Regions from separate parts of the Mus musculus genome. Here region 2 is linked to region 1. A link is a loop called in an ENCODE intact Hi-C map of the cell type or tissue named here. Cell type or tissue: heart. All regions are shown on one strand. Each heading gives the region's core, and the rest is flanking DNA. Links, peaks and the distances in the headings are about the cores only.

Evidence for each region. Hi-C counts contacts between places; a loop is a spot of excess contacts. Peaks named below come from ENCODE experiments on the same cell type or tissue, not always from the same donor. Only the 100,000 strongest peaks of a DNase experiment are listed, where the experiment ranks them.
Region 2: a loop joins it to region 1, with 2.8 times the contacts of the local background. A loop is called at or near these places in 1 of 42 quality-filtered maps.

Annotation. Positions count from the first base shown.
Region 1 is chr3:108,719,225-108,724,603 of GRCm38, reverse strand. It overlaps Gpsm2 (G-protein signalling modulator 2 (AGS3-like, C. elegans)), which reads left to right and starts at 2,305. Exons shown (of 15, transcript NM_029522.2): 1 at 2,305-2,563. In heart, for the core only: a CTCF peak has its summit at 2,780; a DNase peak (open chromatin) is centred at 2,263; H3K4me3 peaks cover 2,418 bases; H3K27ac peaks cover 2,231 bases.
Region 2 is chr3:108,588,630-108,594,008 of GRCm38, reverse strand. It overlaps Wdr47 (WD repeat domain 47), which reads right to left and starts at 2,731. Exons shown (of 15, transcript NM_181400.3): 1 at 2,412-2,731. In heart, for the core only: a CTCF peak has its summit at 2,845; a DNase peak (open chromatin) is centred at 2,718; H3K4me3 peaks cover 1,760 bases; H3K27ac peaks cover 1,397 bases.

The sequences.
Region 1 (5,379 bases), core at 131-5,130:
CCGCCTGGTGCCCAAGAAAGTCAGAAGAAGGCGTCAGATCCCCTGGAACTGGAGTTCTGGAGGGGTAGAAACCCACCACGTGGTGCTGAGCTACCTCTCCAGCCCCATCATCTTAGGTTTTAACTGGAAACGTGTTGGGGCATCTCAGTCTCTTTCCTCGTTTCTCTTTTGTTTGAGAATGGTTTCCTGAGTTGCACCTCATGCATGGCTCACTTTTCATCTCTTAATTTGTCAAACCTGTGCACTGAACTTAAAATGTCAGTTGCTTCCCTATTATACTAAAAGTTTCATTGGAATTCTCCTTTTCTTTTGAAAACCTTCCTGTTCTTGTCTCTTTTTTTTCCAGTTCTTGATTCATGCTTTTGTCTCTTTAAATACATTAACCTTCCTTATTTTATTACCTATGTCGTTTTGCACTTCAAAGTCTGTGTGGGCTAGGTTCTGCTGCCCTTCTGTCCTCTGAGGATATTTGTATAAGCTATCATAAATATATACATATATAGTTATATATGGTTTATATAGAGAGTTTTGGGTTTTTGTAGTCCTTGATTCATTTATTCTCATGCTTTTCTTTCTTTAAATATATTAAATATTCTATGTCATATTTCAGTTTCAAAGTCTGTGTGGATTTTATATTACATATATAATACTCTCAACTACACTTATTAAAAAGTAGGTGTATATAAATATATATTCTATTTTTTAAAAGACAGGGTCTCACTATGTAGCCCTGGTTGTCCTGGATCTCACTGCATAGATCAAGATGGCCTCAAACACACAGAGACCCACTTGCTTGTGCCTCCCAAGATCTGGCATTAAAGGTATGTGAGACAATACCTGACTCTTGTTATTTTTTGTTTGTTTGTTTGTTTGTTTTTGTTTTGTTTTGTTTTTTGACCATTAAATGTCTTCAAGTAGAAGAATGGCACAATCTCATGGATGCATGCGTTTGGAAAGAAGATTTACAAAACAGTTCAACTGATTAGGAAGATAGACATTGCTGATAGCTGAGATAAAAAGTCCAATCTATGAGAGAAGGGGGCACAGGAAAGAAACGATTCGCTTTGGCTATGCAGAATTTAAAATACTTTTTATTGTGGTTTACTGTACCAATTCCCACAAAGAATTTATGAGTATGGAAGAATTATAATATCTACCTCTGAAATAGTACAACCAGCTAATTCAGCTTTTTATAAGAACTTGGTATTAAGGGTGCTCGCTGATAATAATAAGAGAACCACTTATTGAACAGCTTCGATGTGTCAGCAGCTGTGTTAACCATTTCATAAACTTTACCTCCTGAAGCATCATGACAGACCTTATTAGAGGAGGTCTCATTATCTGTGTTTTACAGCTGAGGAAGCTAAGGCTACAGAGGACAGACGCCTAACTGGTTCAAAATCAGTCAGTAGGAAGAGGCCCGAGCTGAAATTCAAACCCAGGTCTGGCTGGTGCTAACACTATCTCTATACAGTTTTCCATGACACACATATAGTGGTCACGGCCATCACCACAGAGATGCTGAAACTAGAATTTCTTTAACAGGTGCCCAATCCTGTAAAACATTAAAATTTCATCCCAGTGGAGAAATAGGCAGTGGCTATAGATAATGTAATGTAACCAACGTCATCAGCTTCACAGCAGAGACTCTAGTTTAAACATTTGATGAACAAGCTAAGATCTATTTTTTGGTGAACTTGATATGAAGGCATGAATAGAATGGGAATGCAAGCCGCCGGAGCGGATTAAATTCGCCATCTCTGCTTTTCCTGGGAACCAGCGATCCTGCAGTCAGAAGAAGTTTGCTTTCCCAACATCTGGAAACGCCAGAACTGTGTGTGACACTGCCTCAAGAACTGAGGCTCCTTGTTCAGACTTTCACACGGGACCCTCTGTTCCTTTCACACAGGCCTCTTTCTTTCTCACATCTGCCTCTTGGAAGACTTTCCCAGGGCGGGACTGAGCCTGCAGGGAAAGAGGCAGTGGACTGGGGCTCCTGGGTTCAAAGTCTGAACTAGACCCAGCTTGAACTCTGATGTTTATTGTCCCACTTTTCGCCATCTGAAGGAGAAATTCGAGGACAATAAGCTTCTAGTTGGCGGAGGATCTATCCGCAGCAGAGGAGAATCAAGCGCTACAGTCCGAGAGGCAAACCCCACACACAGATCTTTAGAAGGAGGGAGCCCTGGCTCGTCTAGCCCCGCCCTCCACCCGCCTAGCCCCGCCCCACCGGTGCCATTGGCCGGTCCAAAAAACGCGGGGCGTTGTCAGTTTGAATGGGCGAGCCTGGAGCTAGGCGCAGGCGCAGAGGAGTACAGGCGCTGAGGGAGCCTTGCTGGCGGTGAGACCCTCTGAGAGGCCAGGGGGAGGCCGAAGCTCTGGCCCACGTGACCTGCCGGGGGCGGGCGCCCGGGGCGCTCGCCAGCCTCCCGCGGTGCCCCTGCTTGGCTCGGCGTCGCCGCCGGGACCCGACTTGGGGAAGCGCCGCGGTTCCTAGTCTACGGCCAGAGGCGCTCATCCCTGCAGCGGTTCCTTGTTCTCAGGAGCCGCGGGCCGGAGGGAGGTGAGCGGAGCCTGAGGGGGTGACCCAGTGGGGTGTGTGGGGGCGTGGGGCGGGGGTCTCTGGACCACCGAGGCTCGACGGGCTCGGGTGACGCTGGGACCCGGGAGCTCCGTGGGGGGCTTCGCACCCGCACCATTTAGGCTGTTGTCCCCTAAGTGAGGGGAGACTGGGGATCGGGCTTCTGCAGACCTTGAAAATACTTGCTGGGATGCAGCGACTTCACGCGTTTTCCGAGCGTAACAGACGGTGGATACAAAGCCGAATCCCAGTGGATTCGAATCCCAGGCACGTCGCCGGCCCCGGGTCTCCACACCAGACACCTTTGTCAAGTCACATTTAAACTCCTGAACTTTTCGGATCCCAGACTTACTGGCAAGCGAAACTGATAGATCGTTGTAACCAGCTTTATAGCAAGCGTAACATGTTTGAGATCTTAGCCGGAAAGCTGTAAACTTAGTATCTTCAGATGAAAAGTGGAAAACGTAATTTCCTTGTATTTTAATGGTAAACAATTAGGTGGCTTTAACAAGTATCATTTGAACTCTGTTGAAACGAGTAATGATGGCAATGTTTATTTGCCTTAATGCATTATTTAAACGCCGGGTAGACTTAGAATAGGTAAGTTCTTGACTCTCCTCTCGGTGCTTTGTGTTGATTGGACTGCTGTGTGGTTTGTGTTGTAAGTTTTTGTCACCAGCGAAGCAGAATTTTCAGACTGCCTCTTTGGAAGGCTAAACTGAAGATTTTCCGGCTTGTTAGTAACCATCGTGATTGCTTCTGGTAAAGAGCACTTTTGCCTGGGGTTTCGACGTGCTAAGAGCAGAGATTCGTTCCGCCTAAGTTCAAAAGCGAAGGTTCCTGTCCTTTGACTTGAGGGCAGTGGGGGAGTTCAGGGATGCCCGGCCGGTTCTAGGCATTCATAGGCCCCTCTTGCAAACTATTTCTAACTTACAATTCGAGGATTGGACTGGTTATGAATTCAGAGACTGTGGAGTATTGTGGAAGCGTGTCCCACGGAAAAATAGTTTAGCTGAATTTTCAGTAGGTCAGACATACACTATTACAAGTATGTTTTGATGTAAACCTGAGATTTAATAGTAGGCTAGTTACAAAGGTAATGCACTATATATAGTGTGGCTCCCCACACCTCACCTCCTCTGTACTTGGGTTTGAACTCTAAACCATGTGAACACTAAGCAAGAGTTCTATCACTGAGGTAATTCCAGATTATTCATTTATTAATTAATTAATTCATTCATTCATTTATTTGAGACCTATTGTTGCTAAATGTTTAGGGCTGGCCTGGAACTTGGAATCCTCCTGTCTCAGCCCAGTAGCTGGGATTACAGCTACTGGGCTGTAATATGTGCACAAATTCCACCTGGTATGAAATGGCTGGCTGACTTTCTTCTTCCTTCCTTCCCTCCATTCATTCAGTGTAGTTTTGAGACAGGGTCTCAGATAGCTGAATTTGGCCTTGCACTCTTTGATTCTCTTTCTCCATCCTCCCAGTGCTGTGATTACAGGTGTGCACCATACATGCTTAGGGTCAAATCCAGGGCAGGTGTATGCCGAGCAAAACCAAACCACATCCTCAGCCTTCACCTTTCTTACCCATAAAGTACTCCAAGACTTACCTAAAAACAAACAAACAAACATACATACCCCCACCCTCACCCCACACACCTGTGGGCATTTGTTTTTAAAACTGTGTAATTAATAGGCTACTGGTGGGATTGAGACTACTCCCTAATCTCAAAGCACCAGCTACTGCACTTAAATGGCCATGTGTTTCTGAATCCCACTTGTGGCACATAATTCTACTTAAAACCACAATACAGTCGGTGGTTTGTTATGAAGTGTGGAGGGATCTATCTACCCTTGTAACGATGGTCTCGCTTTGTGTGTGTGTTCTAAAGCAAATAACACTTCCCATAGCTTTTAACCTTTCCAAAGACACAGAGCAAAGTTTACTTGAATCTGCAAGAATATAAATATAGTCTTCTCCACTGTTAGAAATGTGTTATAAACTCTGTTTTTGCACGGTTACAGAATTCCCTTTTATCCTGATGGTTGAACCCCAGTTCTTGCCCTCACCTGCTTCCTGCTCTGCTGAGCTACACCCCAGCCTCATTCTCAGACCTAGATGGTTGGACATCTGTGGTGCACAGAATATTTACTGATGTCCTGAGTGGGCAGAGAGGCTCCTTAGTCAGTTTTGAGTTTTTGCAGTACTTTTCACCTTGTCTCCTCATCTGGCCCTGTGTGATGCTGCCTGTTTCTTGTCCTAACATGTAATTTTGCTATTTCTTTGTTGGAAAAAAAGAATAATAATAACCCTACAAGTTTCCCATTGGAAAACACACACACACACACACACACACACACACAGAGCCTAATAGGTGCTTCAGCCAGACAGTGCAAGCCTCACAGTTTGGTCATGTTCTCTTCCACTTCTGACCAATGTGCTTCCCAGGAGTGTCTACACACCCCACCTCTTTGCTTCAGTTGCTTCCCTTAAATAGAACGCCTTACTCTGTTTGCCTAATAAGTTCTACCATAGGAGCGCCTGCAGTACACATTTCCTTATTTCCACAGAGGGTTTGGGGTTTTTTTGTCCTTTTAAATTAGAGTTCTGCTATAACCTCATAAAATTAAACTGAGTAGAAACATTTCCTTCCATAGAAGGTGCTTAGTAATATGTTTTATATATAAGATTGTGTTTTATATGGGTTTTTTTCTTTTCCTACAAGGAATTCTGTACTCACTTTCTAGAGCCCTTCTTTGGTTGGATATAAAGTTTTGCAATTAAGATT
Region 2 (5,379 bases), core at 203-5,202, 130 kb after region 1:
TTAATATTGCCTTCTCTTTGTGTCATCTTTGATTTGTATGAATTTATCCAATTCTTCAAATGAAATTAAGGACTATTTCATGTGTCATTTACACACCTACAGATCTTTTTCTTGAATACTGAAGCTTATTCAACAGAACTTTATTTCTGTTGTTCTGGGAATCAAGCTAGACAGTACTCAGCCACTGAACTACAGACCCAGCCTGAATTAGTGTCAATACCTCAATTTGAAAAACTTAGGTCAGAGGGGATAAAGTTATGTTTGCATTAGTCATGAACCTGTGACCTGCAGTGAGGATTATCTAGTGCCAAATATAACTCCTCAGTTATTAGCAGTAGCCTTATTTGCAAGAAAGTATCACTAACTCATATACAAAAGCAAAACCCTCCTTCCCCACATCACCACAACTGAAGCAAACCCTCTACTGAGAATGAGGAAACGCCTCCATTTTTCTCATAAGCCTTTTAAGGCCACTGTAATAAAAAAGGTCTTGAATCTAGAAATGTTAAAAAGATTACACAGAAAATGATAATACTCCCTCTCAGTGTTCCCCTCTGGTAAAAGGTAGTCAACAGATTCCTTAATATTTTCCAAAGCACTTGCAACTGAACTGATTTATTCAACATCACAGTCCACTCTCAGACTAAAACAACACCAGGCATTATCCCTATTTCACAGAATAAGAAAACAAGGTCAATGGTAGGATAAATATCTCTTCCAAGACTGTAATTACAGAAGCAAAGAGAAGCTTCCATCCAGGCAATCTGATTTTCAGGCAACTGACCTACCAAGGAAAATTGGACATTTTTCTTATTTTGACATATTTCTTATTTGCTTTTCAAACTGTAGCATATACTAAACAAGTCATACGGTGTCCATTCAATAACAAACTATTTGACAAACAGAAAGAAACTGCACAATTATGTAACTGCAAACACTGATTAGCACTCTTGCTCTCTTATGATACATTCCTACTACTGATTTTCACAAAAAAAAAAAAAAACCTAGAAAAGTGGCAAGGTGGGAAATAAGTTAAATCTCTCTCTCTCTCTCTCTCTCTCTCTCTCTCACACACACACACACACACACACACACTCAGTAATGGCAGCCCAATTCAAGTTCATGATCTGGTTGTTTGCCTTACATATACTGTTATGGATTATTTCCTTGTCTTTCCCATTTACGTGTTACTTTGTTGTTGGAAGCAATGTTCCTCCCCCTCCTCCAAACCTTAATGCACAATGATTCGTTATATCTCCCACCTAAATAAGACCTCCAGAATGTGCCATATAAAGAAAATTCGACTGCTAGGCGTTTCTCCTTTCTAGTAAAATGCTAACATAACATATGCCAACACTTGAGACCCCCCCCCAAAAAAAAGAAGTGGTATTATCTGTGAAAAAGATTTACAGCCCTTTTAAACCTGTATGTTAATTCCTGTGCCATTAACTTTTTATAGCATTCTATGAACTCTCTACAACAAAGGGGGGAAACTAAGTGTCAGGATTTCAACCGATGAATCTGGGTGGAACAAAGACTTCTCCTCTCATTATGCAGTGAGAACCAAGTTGCCAAAAAAAAAAAAAAAAAAAAAAAGCTCCCCTCAGACGACACCCTTCGTAGTTACTAGCTGCATGTCTGGATGTACAGGGGGGAAATCATCAGGTCAAATACTGCCGCTGCCTACTTGGTTCCTACCCCTTTGCCAAAGGCGTCGTCCCAGAGCTAGAGCCCCAATCTTTTTCTCCCCAATACAGCTAAGCAGCTTAACCCTCTGAGTTCCATAACCTCCGGTGTCTTACGCAGGCGTCCCCGGGAACAAATCACGTTCGAAATTCAGTCGATGCCCCTGTCCCCACCCTCCCAGACCCCACAGGACTGCTCCTAACAGCCACTGGCCTGGCGTCAGAAAGGGCAAACCCGGATCCCCCACAAACCCTCAACCCCGCCACTCCCTACCCATTCGCCGGCCAAGGCGAGCAGGGAAAGGGACCAGCGCGCAGCCCTCAGTCTCGCCCCAGCCCAATAGAGGGGCGAGGCAGATGCAGCCCAGTCAGCCCTCCTCGCGCCCCTCAGCAGCGGCGAGGTGGATACTCCATACCAGGGCGAGGGGCATCGCCCAGCCGCCCGAATCAGACTGGCAAGTAGGGGAAGGTGTGGTCCAGCAGTGGCGGCCTGGATAGATTGCCTGGCGGGTCCCAGGTCCTGTCCCCGAGACACCCGGGCCTCGCCCGCATCCCATCTTCTCGCAGTCGCCACCAAAGCCTACCCAAGACACTCCTCCCGGCTGCGAACGCCGCCCAAGGGGCTGTGGGGTCTGCGCCGCATCAGGCTAGTGACAGGTGGCGACGGGTGACCATGGCAACCCACGGTGCACGGCGGCCCGCCCCCGCCTCCTGGAATCCGCTCACCTGAGAGCTCCGGGCGGAGCCGGCAGAAGCGGTGGAGGAAAACGCGGAGGAGAGGCCGGCGGCCAGAGCCCCGAGACAGCCAATTCCAGTCTAAGGCGCGAGCGCGAGGGCGGCGGTCTGGGCTAAGCAGCCCGCACGTCAATCCATCAGCTCGTCAGCCGGTCCTGCTCGCGTCCGCCCCGATCCCGCCTCCGACCGCTCCGCTCCGCGGACTGCGGTTGTCAAGCGCCGCTGGAACGGAGCTCCAGCCGCCAGCTGCAGCCAATCACTGCTCGTCCCTGGAGCCGCCTCAGGACCCCTCCTCGCGAGGCGGCTAGGCAGGTGCCTGAGCAGAAGAGTCGGCTGGGCCAGCCCAGGAGGGTAGGGCGGGGCCTAGAGGCGGGGCCTAACACGGGGGCGGGCAGAATCTAAGACTGACGCCTGGAGGCTCCTGGCCCTCGCCTTCTCTGCTCTTATGGTTTAGGAGATGACTGTAAGGAGAATGTAGGCCCAGAACCTTCGGGTGACGCTATGTTATGTCCCAAAATAGCGTGGACAGGTGTGGTAGTTTGAATGAGAATTGCCCCCATACTCATGCATTTGAATGCTTGTCCCCAGTTACTGGACTGACAGGAAAAGATAAGGATAGCAGTTCTCAACGTATGGGTCCCAACACCTCCTAGGAGGGTAACATATCATATAATTTCAATTCATAGCAGTAACCAACTGGTCTGAAGTAGCAACGAAAATAATTTTATGGCTGGGGGTGAGGAGGCCACCAAAAGATGAGCAACTGTATTAAAGAGTCGCAGCATTAGGAAGGTTGAGAACCACTGGATTAGGTGTGAACAAGTTGGAAGAGATGTCACTGAGGGTGGTCTTGGAGGTTTCAAGAGCCAGTCCTTTCTGGCTTTTTTTTTTTTTTGTAAGATTTATTTATTATATGTAAGTACACTGTAGCTGTCGCCAGACACCCCAGAAGAGGGCATCAGATCTCACTATGGATGGTTGTGAGCCACCATGTGGTTGTCAGGATTTGAACTCAGGACCTCCAAATAGAGCAGTCAGTGTTCTTAACCGCTGAGCCATCTCTCCAGTCCCAAGCCAGCCTTTTCTTCGTTTTATGTCTGGTGCTTGTGGATCACGTGTAAGCTGTTAGCAACTGCTCCAGCATCAGGCCTCCCTGTCTGCTGGCACATTCACTGCCAAGACCGTCATGAACTAACCCTCTGGAACCCTGAGCTAAAAATTAAATGCTGTCTTTTATAAGTTGCCTTGGTCGTGGTGTTTCATCACATCAATAAAAAAAGTAGCTAGGACAACCTGTCTGACACTTCCAAATGTCTTCTGTGCACTGGGTTTGACTCTTAATTCTACTCCAACGATTAACTAATAAAGCTTAAGTGAAATAAATACTCCTTCCTTGCCCTTTTCCGTACTCCATCTCCCTCCATGAAAACCATCCCCTTCCAGGCTCTCCATGTGTAAAGCTAATCCTATCTTGAAGCACTTAACAAGGCTGCTGTTTTGAACTGCCCTTTTATTTACAGTAGTAACCTCACTCCTACACATTTGTGTAGTAGTATTCCCCCAGATACGTACTGCTCAAGGAGCTGAACCTCCAGGAACCTTAGCATAAAGAATCCAGAACTCAGGAGGCAGAGGTAGACTTATGAGAGATTTACCTGGCCTGGTTTACATAATGAGTTCCAGCCAGCAAAGGCTGGGACCTCAAAAACAAACAGACAAAAAATCCAGTTCAAGATAAATGGCCAGGTGAGTCACAGCATTGTGTATGCACATAACATATCCAATAAATAAATACAATACTTTAAAGACCAAGTATGTTGGTGCATGCCTGTAATTCCAGCAGGATAAAGAGTATTGCAGATTGGAGGCCAGTCTGAGCCCAGCTACATAGTAAGAGTCTGTCTCAAAATAAGATGGGACTGCAGAGATGGGTCTGTGGTTAGTGCTTGCCATGCAGTCATGAAGAACAGGGTTTGGATCATCAGTAGTTATTCAAGGCTGGTGGCCACCTGTAAACCCGGAGCTTCAGAAGCAGAGATGGATCATGGGAGTGAGGGACACAAGCTGACTAACTGTCAAACTCTGTCAAGGAGAAACGTTGCCTTAATGAATAGGATGAAGAGTGATCAGAGTCAAGCACTATCAATTCTGGCTTCATACACATATACACATGCACAGAAGAGGGGGAGAAGAGGAAGGAGGAGGGAGAGGAGGAGGGAGAGGAGGAGAGGGAGGAGGAGGGAAACCCAAAAAGATAAGTCGTAGTTTAAAAGTTGTAGAGAGAACATTTTTAATTTCAGGGAGAAATTAAAATATCTGAACTTCAAAACATCAATTGCCCAGTTCACCTAAATCCTAGAAGAAAATCATATAGTATCTTAGTCACTATTCTATTGCTCTAAAGAGACCACCTGATGAAGGCAAGTGTTATAAGAAAAAGCTTCTAGGGATGGAGAGATGGCTCAGCAGTTAAGAGCACTGACTGCTCTTCCAGAGGTCCTGAGTTCAATTCCCAGCAACCACATGGTGGCTCACAACCATCTGTAATGAGATCTGATGCCTTCTTCTGGTGTGTCTAAAGACAGCTACAATGTACTTACATATAATAAATAAATAAATTAAGAGGAAAAAACCTTTTATCTGGGACTGGCTCACAGTTTCAGAGCTTCAGTCCATTATCAACATGACAAGAAGCAAGACAGCCTACAGGCAGATACTAGAGGAACAGCTGAAAACAGACATCCTGAATTTAGGCCAAGAGACTCTGGGCCTGGCATGGGCTTTTAAAATCTTAAACCCCACCCCCAGTGACACACTTCCTCCAACAAGGCAGCACCTCCTAACTCTTTGAATTCTTTCTAATAGTGTAACTCCCTGGTAACTAAGCATTCAAATATTTGAGCATAGGGGGCCATTCTCATTCAGACCACCACAAGCAGCTTGGCAGGAATGAAGACAT